Linked DNA regions of Homo sapiens: all the other regions are linked to region 1. A link is a loop called in an ENCODE intact Hi-C map of the cell type or tissue named here. Cell type or tissue: gastrocnemius medialis. All regions are shown on one strand.

What was found. Hi-C counts contacts between places; a loop is a spot of excess contacts. Peaks named below come from ENCODE experiments on the same cell type or tissue, not always from the same donor. Only the 100,000 strongest peaks of a DNase experiment are listed, where the experiment ranks them.
Region 2: a loop joins it to region 1, with 6 times the contacts of the local background. A loop is called at or near these places in 70 of 110 quality-filtered maps.
Region 3: a loop joins it to region 1, with 14 times the contacts of the local background. A loop is called at or near these places in 64 of 110 quality-filtered maps.
Region 4: a loop joins it to region 1, with 5 times the contacts of the local background. A loop is called at or near these places in 29 of 110 quality-filtered maps.

The regions. Positions count from the first base shown.
Region 1 is chr2:119,289,776-119,292,275 of GRCh38, forward strand. It overlaps a transcript of C2orf76 not described here. Among named protein-coding and RNA genes, the nearest start is that of STEAP3-AS1, 42 kb to the left of the region's middle. RefSeq lists an enhancer at 2,275-2,500. In gastrocnemius medialis, a CTCF peak has its summit at 1,284 (motif pointing left); a DNase peak (open chromatin) is centred at 1,286; H3K27ac peaks cover 761 bases.
Region 2 is chr2:118,881,420-118,883,919 of GRCh38, forward strand. No RefSeq gene overlaps it. Among named protein-coding and RNA genes, the nearest start is that of EN1, 35 kb to the left of the region's middle. RefSeq lists a silencer at 346-405. In gastrocnemius medialis, CTCF peaks have their summits at 302 (motif pointing right), 501, 1,377 (motif pointing right) and 1,577; DNase peaks (open chromatin) are centred at 281 and 1,422; H3K27me3 peaks cover 219 bases.
Region 3 is chr2:119,010,334-119,012,833 of GRCh38, forward strand. No RefSeq gene overlaps it. Among named protein-coding and RNA genes, the nearest start is that of MARCO, 69 kb to the left of the region's middle. In gastrocnemius medialis, a CTCF peak has its summit at 1,265; no DNase peak of the experiment used is centred here.
Region 4 is chr2:119,217,414-119,219,913 of GRCh38, forward strand. No RefSeq gene overlaps it. Among named protein-coding and RNA genes, the nearest start is that of STEAP3, 5.2 kb to the right of the region's middle. RefSeq lists enhancers at 85-1,284, 655-1,251 and a silencer at 1,460-1,754. In gastrocnemius medialis, a CTCF peak has its summit at 1,553; DNase peaks (open chromatin) are centred at 1,248 and 1,538; H3K27ac peaks cover 2,186 bases.

The DNA.
Region 1 (2,500 bases):
GCCACTTTAGACCTTGTCTCAGGCCCCGCTCGTAGCCCCAACTCAGCCCTCTGCCGGTAGTAGTTCTCTGCTGTCAGCCACACCCAGCTAAGCCAGGAAGAGAGACCACAGAGGCACCGCTCTGCACCAGGGCAGACTGGTTTTTATTCTGTCTGCTGCCTTAAAGTGAGATTTCTTAATTTTTAAAATAACCTAGAAACAAACATAGGGTTTTGTACACTATCCAAAGAGTTACTGGCATTGCCTAATTATGTGTGAGAACATTCAGTCTTCAGAAGGGAAGAGGGACATTCCCTCTGCAAAGTAATTCCTGCGTCCCTGCCCCTGCATGGGAGTCACCATTTGACCCCAAAGCTCTGGGCACTGCTTACAGGCTCACATATGCCCAAGCTAAAGGACAGCTTCCAAGCCCCTCCACCAAGCAGAAGAACGTCTCCCTGCAATTGGTTTGAGAAGGAATTTTTTAAGCACCTCACCTGGGCCAAATGGAGGAGGCTGCCTATCAATTGTTGTACTAGGAAGCATTTAACACAGAAGCCATAGAAACCGGCTCACGACCTTTCAACCTTCAGCTTTAAGGAATCCTCAACAAATATACAGGGACGTTTTCCAAAGCGTTGACACATTATTAGTCTTCTTTTTAGAAATGGCCCATCATTAAATAGAGTGGTATAAAAGAAAAAGAAGGAAATAAGACTATAGAGGTAAAACTGACTAAAGTTAGGTATTGGCTTTGAAATAATTAAGCATTGACTTTTAAAATAAAATTTTAGGCTGGGAGTGGTGGCTCATGCCTGTAATGCCAGCACTTTGGGAGGCGAAGGCGGGTGGATCACCTGAGGTAAGGAGTTCGAGACCAACCCGGCCAACATGGCAAAACCCTGTCTCTACTAAAAATACAAAAATTAGCCTGGCGTGGCATTGCACGCTTGTAATCCCAGCTACTCAGGAGGCTGAGACAGGAGACTCGCTTGAACCTGGGAGGCGGAGGTTGCGGTGAGCCGAGATCGTGCCACTGCACTCCAGCCTGGGCGACAGAGTGAGACTCCGCCTCAAAAAAATAATAAAAATAAAAATAAAATTTTAGGCAGTAGCAATTGCATGGTCGCTGTTGAGCACTAGTACAACATGCCACCCCATCTACAAGCTGATGGCTTTGACTTTCAGCTATCAGACGCCAAGGCTGACTTACAGGGGGACAAACCTATTGAACACAGTCCTTAACAAATGACTGACACCGGCTCGGCCTCATCAGTTCCCAGGCCCAGACAGACTCTGCTGCCACCTGGTGGCTGAAGGGTAGGCAAAGGCGGACAAGTGCAGAGCCACTCCACCTGACCTGCAGCCTGGACTTCTCCGCGTAACGAGGCTCTGCTAATATGGCAGGAAAGGTGTCATACCGAGGAGAAGCTGCTCGGCAAGATGTAAAGATGAACGGCTGGGCATTAATCGGCTGGTGCCTGGCAGGTATCTAGAATATTCTAACTACAAAACCTGCCTTTGCAAGATTTTTCTTCCCAGAGATTCTATTTCCTTGAACAAGCTGTGTATCCATTCATTCTACCACCTCACTCCACCCCATCCCACCTGAAGCAAGTTACAGCCAGAGAATAGTGAAAGGGACGGCTTTATCCTTATAGAAAGGAAATTTAAAGTGCCGGCTGTTGTTAATGAGCCCATTACTCCTAATTGGGGAAAATTGCAACCAGAAGAAAGGGGATATGTCAGGGAAACATGTGACAGGTAATGTGCTCAGGGCTGGCTGAATCCAAGGGCAAGGCACCTCGGGAAATGAAATGGGAAGAGAAGGTTCTTGGAAAATAAAAAACGAGTCCTTCCCTGGGTCCAAGAACACTGCTGGGTGGTGTGGTTGGAGCTGACAGGTGGAGGGGGAGAACGGGCAGCAGCCGGACACCCCTGCCTTGTAGGAAGAGGCCTGGCTCCACTGCCTAGCACTCATGGGGGACAACCTCCTATTCAGTGTCTAAATGTTCTCTCTGCGCGATGGGATTAGTAGTATTTCTTTGTAAAATAGCAGTGTAACAGAAATTATTCCCCAAAACAATATGTTTAGTCAGGCACCGAGCTAGGTCACCTTAACAAAGTCACAGAGAAATTCTGGAAGGTCAGTGTTATCATCCCCACTTAACAGAGCCAGAAACTGAGACCTGGAGAGGCCAAGCAGCTCACCCAAGGTCACACCTCCAAGCTAGCAACAATGCCTGTGTTCTTCCAACCCCGGGCTGCCTATGTCCAAGCGGAGCTCTCTCTTCCCACTCATGCTTGCCTAAAGCAAACACAGAAAGACAAATGATTCCAATATATGCAAAAGTGCACCATTTGCCTTTTCCAATTTGTATAATTTTAAATGTCACCACAAGTTCACTTCTAGGTCACTTTTAAAACAAGCAACTTTGCTTTAAGGCAAGTGGGGAAAAAAATTCTGCCTTAATTTGTACAGTTGTACAATCCACTGTTCAGTTTTCTACTTAGTTTTCCA
Region 2 (2,500 bases), 410 kb before region 1:
AGGATGGCCTCACCCCACCCCCAACAAAGAAATATCCAGCCCCAAATGTTCAGAGTACTGAGGCTGAGAAACCCTGGAGTAACCTGTTCTGGATCCAGGGCAGCAAGCGTGGCAGAGAAGTCTCTCGTGCCATGTCAAAGTGTGGCCTGAGACAGACACGTGCTTCCAATCAGCCTCCAGGAGCAGCCACCATCAGGTCACCTGTAGAGAAGGTCCCAGCCTGTGTTTCTTTTGTAAATGGCCGCAGGGTAGCTGCTCAACAGGTTGATCAGCAGTTGGCGAGGGAGTGTGTTCTATAGCTTGGCCACCAGGTGGAGATCGTGGGCTGTTTTTTTGCCATGGAATAGGTGCACCTGAGCTGGACCGGCCTACCCAGAGAGAGGCGTTTGCTCCTGGTTGCTTTCTCTAAGCCTCTGGTAGCCATCAGGAAGAGGGACTTTGAGGAGACAGAGGCATGAACTGGAGAGAGTGCTCAATATCCTCTTCTTGCTTAGCAATCCCTGGGCGTTTACAGCTCTGATCCTCCTTTCCAAACATTGAGATTTGCACCCTGGAACTTTTCTGTTAGCAGTGTCTATTCTGAAGGGGTATTTTGCTCCACTGTTATAAATGTGCCCTGTTGTTTCTGTCTGGAAGACAGACTGGGGAATATGGATAGGGATTGGGGAGGTGGGCAGATGGAAGAGCTACATGGCAGAGGTTGGCGCATCCCATCCCTCAGGTCACGATGTATGCCTGATGCTCTGCACACATGACCTCATTTTACCTCTTGGTGGACCATTTTAGATAGAGGCTTAACAACAAGCCAAAGTTGCACATTAAAGCCAAGTCCAGTCCTCCCCACGTCCCCACAGAGCCTCTTCTTCGACATCAGTGTAGGAGTTTCCTCATCTGTAAAGTCATGGGACTGGACTCAGGCTGGTTGCCTTCAGGGAACCATGTAATTTATCACCTGAGCAGGACACTTGGGAGAGTGGGAGGGAGCACTAACAGGACAGTGGTTGGGACAGCAGGTGCAAACCTGGACACGAGGTCAGCCTGGCTAAGTGACCCTTCCTGTCTAATACCCTCAGCTTCTGAGACCCAAGCGGGACTGTTTTCAGCTTCCATGACATTCATGAACATCATCCGGTGTAGCCATAAGGGAAGACCTGGGGGTAGAAAGAGAGTGAGAAAACTTGAAAGGCTGAGACTTTGGGGGCAATGCCTAGGACCAAAGGGGCACACTACCTCAATAGTTGTGTTCCAGGTTATGAGTGTGTCACTTATCACTTTATTGCCTCACTTCTCCCAACCCATACTTCATTGCATTGCTTGTGATACTGGAGGTGAATCTTGCCAACACGTCTCTTTTGCAACTGGCACGATGCTCAGCTTTGCCAGTAGAGGGTGGTAGAGGCACACTGCAGGGGGAAGGGCTTCTCTGCTGGTGTCTCTGTGCTCTGATTCCTTCTTGCTCCCGCGGGGTTCGGGACACCCAGTTGCAGCCTCCCTCAAGGACTTGCAGTGGCATCCCCTGTGTGCAGCTTTCTAGCGAGTTCTGCTGGCACCTCGCCCAGCTTCCAGTGAGTTCAAAAGCACCCCTTGAGGGCTTCGCCGTCCCACCAGTCCCCCAGCCGATTTTTCAGAAAGTTCAGCAGCGTTTCCTCCAGGCAGCTTCCCGGAAAGGGTTGCTGTCACCCCCGGGGGCAGTTTCCTGTTGGACAGTCTCCACCTGTCACCTGGGCAAACTTCATTCTCCAGTGGGGACAGCCCCATGCTCTCCCGCAAAGTCTGATTCTCATCCTTGGTGGTGAGAGGGGAAGCGGGTGGGGTGTCCCACATTTGTTTTCTCCTCGGGCACTTCGCTTAGCCTTTAGTGCCTGCCCCATATATCTGCCACCTCTGTAAAGTGCTCCCTTTACCCTCAGTAGCCAATACCCTGATACTCCCCTGTTATTAGTTAATAATTCTTAACTTTCCCATTTAAAATCCTGTGTGGTTTTCGTCTCTTGTTTGTCTGATAGTTTTCTTTCATTTTTCAACATCTATTTTTGACTTTCTTTTTGTATTTGTCCTGCTTATCGAGGACCTTGTTTGTAGAAATGCATCAAGAAATAAATTCTTTCATGCCACCAAATTCAGGAGACTCGAGTGAGTATGCTAAGTGGTTTCAGATAGCTGACCCTGAAAGTGTGCAGAGCTGAGCAATGTGTATGGTTCCCCCAAAGCAACTGTCCCTATGTCTTCAAGTTCCCAGGGTTTAAAACACCATGTTGCTTATGCCACTGGGCAGCAAGAAGTGGGCAAGTCACCTCCCCTCTCTAGGCCTCAGGATCTCCTTTTGTGTCCGGAGTTGGTTCCTTCCAGTGAGTTCTTGGTCTGGCTGACTTGAAGAATGAAGTCGCGGACCTTTATGGCGAGTGTTATAGCTCTTAAAAGTGGTGCAAACCCAAAGACTGAGCAGTAGCAAGATTTATTGTGAAGAAGGAAAGAACTAAGCTTCCACAGCATAGAAGGG
Region 3 (2,500 bases), 280 kb before region 1:
GGGTTGTCAAGGGAAAAGGATCCAACTCTAGAGTGGGGAGGGTGTGCTGCCGCCTTTCCTGGAAGTGTTGGGGATCGTCAGGAGGCTATCGTTTGAGGGCTCACCCTGTGCCAGGCACACGCTTTCTCATGTAATCTGTAGAGCAACCTGCAAGGTAGATACTACAAGGACCATCTACGGATGAGGAGCTGTGTGTTCACAGTTACACAGCTGGTAGGAGGCCGAGGCAGGATTTGAACACAGGTGTGTGTAGAGCTGAGTGGTCCTCCACTCATCCTGCTGAAGACACCTGCGCAGCACCTTCACGTGCTTCCTCTCCTTCCTACCCAGCTGGGCACCAAGTCTTGCCGTGGCTAGCCTCCTGGTTAAGTCCCATTTCCTGAGAATGGCAAATTTGGGAGCTCTAATACATTGATGGCTACTGATAGTTTAATGTCCTAACCCAAGGGTTCTTCACTGCTTCATCCTGTGCCGCACCTCTGTTTTCCTTTGTACCGGTCACAACCGTGTCCCCAACCTCACTATCTCACGCTTGCATCTTCCCCACCGCAACTTAGCAGATATTGACACATGCCTACTCTCCATGAGGCACTGTGCTGAACACTGCTGATAGGAAGATCAGAGACCCAGTTCCTGCACCAAGGCTAGGATCCACAGAAAACCACGAGGAAATGTGATTTCAAAACAGTGATGAGTTAGGGTGGCCCAGGACGGTGAGGGCCAGCAGGGCCTCTGATGTGAACTCCTACCAGGCCCAGGGCCAGAGTGGGATTCCTTCCTGCACCCCGCTCCCGAACTCCATATAGTACAACCTTAATGAACACGGACAAAATTGCTTTGTCTCCTCAAAATAGCATTAAAGATAACACACGAAATTTGCAGGTCTGTTCAAATGCATGTTAAAACAGTATTTTCCTGGATTTTCTGATTGCAGTGCTTGGATCAGCTGATGAGAGCTTTTCTCCACATCTCCACACCTTTTGGCGGGGCTTGGGAAGAACGTAGCAGGTGCTCCATGGCACACAGAAGGTGCTTGGTACACACGGATGCTTGGCCCCCGAGGAACCTGGCAAACCCTGGGCGGATGACTGGCTGTTGCAAGTAGTGGCAGGGCTGGAAACTGAGGAACAGCCTGGGGAAGGGGGAGTTTCACGTCGCTGGGCTCCACAAACATGACCTGGGGCTGCTCCACCCCTCTGTCCCTTCTGAGTAGAAGGGGGGCTTAGTCCAGTGGCGGCCGCGCCGCAGGAGGTTGCTTTCTCTCTCCCGGCACGCGGGGTCGCTGCAGGCCGTGCTCAGCCCTCCAGGAGCCGGCCGGTGTCCGCGCTCGCGGGCGGCTCTGGGACCGGGAGAGGCTGCGGCTCCCCGCTAAGGCTCCTGCGGCCGGCGCCTCCTGGACCCACCCACCCACCTCGGAAGACAGACGCCTCTCTTCAGCTGTACCGGCCCCAGGCTCCGCCAAACTCCCTCCTCGCCCTCTCCTTCCGACCCCCTAGTAATAACAAATTCACTGTTGACCCTGGACAGATGGTGTTCAAAAAGCTACGTGCAGGGGGCCAGTACACTTAGGTCGCAGGGAAACTCCCACGTATTAAGCACCGACTGTGAACTGGTACACTGTGGGGTTCTTTATAGACATTAATTCCCCAGAACAATCCCACGATACGCTATACTGCCCATTTTAGTAAGAAGAAAACAAGCTCAGAGAGGTTAGGTTATTTGCCCAGGGCCACACAGCGAGAAGGTAAGCAACAGAACTGGTGGTCCAAACCCAAGGTTGACCCAGAAGGCCATGTCTTCCCCTATACCTGCCACCATCTTCCCATGCCAACCCCCACAGGGTAAAGAGTTTGGGCAGGAGGAGGTGGCTACTCCAGCAGGTTTGCTGGAGGGACTTCTGAAGAGCCTGGGGAGACTAGGAGTTCTGTAGTGGGAAAGCATCAAAGTAGTCAAGGGGCCTGAGTTCTAGTCCCTAGTCTGCCAAATAGTGGGTTATGACGTCAAGCCAAGTCTTTCTCCTCCAGGTCCTGTTTCCTCATTTGGACTAGGAAGAGTGGGACGGGGTCATTTAAACACCAGCACCATCTTCTACAGTTTGTGCATGGAAGACTCCTGGATCAGGGCTGGTTAGTGAGAAGAGAAGAGAGCCAGGAGGAGGCCTTCACGCAACTCATGTTGGGGCTGTGCCATCTGCGAAGTGAGGTTGCTGGATACCAGAGGCCCAGAGCCCCTGAAGAGTGGCCCCGGCCACAGGCCCACCTGGGTGGCAGGGCAGCACAGGCCCACACCAGTGGGCACTCACCCATGGACTCGGTGAGTGCCACCTACTGTCTCATGCCCTCTGGCATTTGATAGCCCCCCTTCCCTCTGCTGGAAGCTGCCTCTCTCCTCCAGCTCTTTTCCTGGGGAGTGTTTCTGGTTTAATTCTGTTTCAACAAACTTACCTGGGCGGCTCATTCTAAGTGCCAGGCCTGCAGCAGGTGCTGGGCATGTGACCTGG
Region 4 (2,500 bases), 72 kb before region 1:
GAAGAAGACCTTTTCCAAGGGGGTGGAGCAGAGCCTGCCTGGAGGTAAATTTCCTTTGGGAACTGTCTTCTTCAGTATTTCCCTTCCTCTCTGAACACCGTTTCTTTTCCTTTCAGATTATCTGACAGCCTTTTAATGAACACCTACTAAGTGCCCAGCACTTTCCTGGGAACTTAATTCTTACAACCTGTTAAGAGGTCTATACACTCATTTTACAGTGGAGGAAATGGAGACTTAGCGGAGATGTGAAATTTGAACCAGGTCCGTGTGGTTTCAAAGCCTGCGCATGTTCCTTTACCCTATGGAAGCCTCCAGAAGCCAAGGTCTCATCTCCCCTCTTCCCTGGAGGCCCCAAACCTGGGTAGCTGTGCCCCTAGACCTTTGAGGGAGGGTCTCGAGCCATTATCTCCCTTACCTTTTCTTGCAGTGACTTGGCTTCTCCCAGGCTGCCGTAACCAGCAAACGCCTAAAGATGGCTCTGAGACGATGGCCTTCTGTGTGTGTGTCCATGAAATCAGGTAGTACACCACACAGAACCAGACTCTCAGTGACATGCCTGATATTCCACAGACCTGCATCCGAGCTGTGCAGATCTCAGGTAGACACAACCAGTGATTGGGGATGGCTGGTAGGATCTTGCCTAGGCAGGCCAGGGAGCTCTGTGAGGAGTGTTTGGGAGAAAATCCCCCAGGTTCATCTCCCTGCATGGACTGCCCCTGCTGGGCCCTCACACTAAGCTGGTCCTGGTCCTCAGTACTGAGGGATCACCACAGGTGTGTAGGCCACAGCTCACAGGAGCCCTCCACCTAGCGGGTCAAAGGTAGTGGAAGATCTGAGAGTCAGGCAGACCTGGTCCAAATCCCGGATCTGCCATTTCCTCACTGCATGATACTAAAAAAGTCACTTCTTCATCTGAAAAATGGGGCTGATCCCACCCATTCTGCAGGGTCTCAGTGGGGATTGAAGGGGGCTGACCTCAATGTAGCACGATGCCTGCCCCAGGTGGGACTTCAGCAAACTCTCTTTCCTTTCCCTTCCCTCCCCTTGAAGGCCAAGACCAAGGAAACAGAATTGGGCATGCCAGAACATATCCCAGCCCTGTGGGGTGTATTTACCTCCACTTCTGATCACAGTGTGTTTGCGTATGACCTTGAGGCCAGTGACTTTTACACCTTGCCTATGCTGGGCTGGGCTGTGACTTGGCTGTGACTTGCCTGCCCTGAAGCCAAGCCTCAGCTGACATGTGTCTTTCCACCACCCCTGCTGTGCTGAGTGAGCACCAGCCACCTGTCCCATTGTTCCTGCCCCAGGCTGTGTGTGGAGAGTGGTCTGACAGGGCAGACAACACCCTACACTCCAGATGTGTTGAGGTGAGCTCTGGGGGTCAGGAAAGAAGCAGGGAGGGGCACAGTGTGAACATCCTGTGCAGATTTCCCCCCAACTGGCCCCCCAGCTGGTTGGGTTTTCTTTTCTCAGTAACTCCTGGCAGAAGTCCAAGGAGGCCTCCTTCTCCCAAACCCTCTGTCCTTGGCTCAAAAATCCAGCAGAGGACGTGCCACGACCACGAAAGGTGACAGCAGTCAAGGGGAAAGAGGACTCCCTTACTGGAGTGCACAGAAGTTTCCTATTTATTTTGCTTACGCGGTTGACTTTTTCCAAAGGCTGCTTGGGACGGCTTACCTCGAAAAGCTTAGCAATAAGGCTAGTAGTAAATCAGACAAAAAAATCATGGACTGGGGGAAAGAAAGTAGCATTTAAATATATTTAATAAGGACGATATAGTCGTGAACATGTGCCTGAGTATCCTGGCTACCACAGTAAAAGGGGAAATATGATCAGTTATGGGAAAAGAGTAAAAATATTAATCATGATTTTTTTTTTCTTGGAGCTTTGTGTAATAGGCACTGATGTTGAAAAGGGTAGAGTTATTTTTCCATATTTGTAGAAATTCAGAAGATTATCAGACTATTTGCCTCACAAGGACTTTTTAGCAAGCAAAAAGTATGATATTGTCATGCACCCTGGTGAGGGGAAGTGTCATCCAGTTCTAGGTTTCTGTGAATCTACCTTGATGCAGGTGTTCAGGGAGTAGTGAGTTTCCTCAGTTGTAATGTAGACCAGCGCTTCTCAAACTTAAACACGTATACAACCTCCTAGGGGGTCTTGTTAAAATGCCATTCTAATTTGGGAGCTTTGGGGTGGCCTGACACTCTGCCATTCTAAAACCCTCCCAGGCCATCATGATCACCACCTTCCGAGCAGCAAGGGGTTAAAACCCAGGCATCTCCCATGATCTAGTAGTGAGTGCCTTTCTAATCGCCCCCAGCTGAAAGGCAATGCAATGTTATCATAGACGGGCAAGAAGAATCTCTTCCTTGGCTCTGTAAATGCTTCCGGGATGTGCTGGGTCAGCCTCCCTCCATTCTGGTTGGCGATCTTGGTCTAGTCACAAGCCAAGACCGTTGATCATACACAAAAGTTTAAGTACCTACTACGCGCC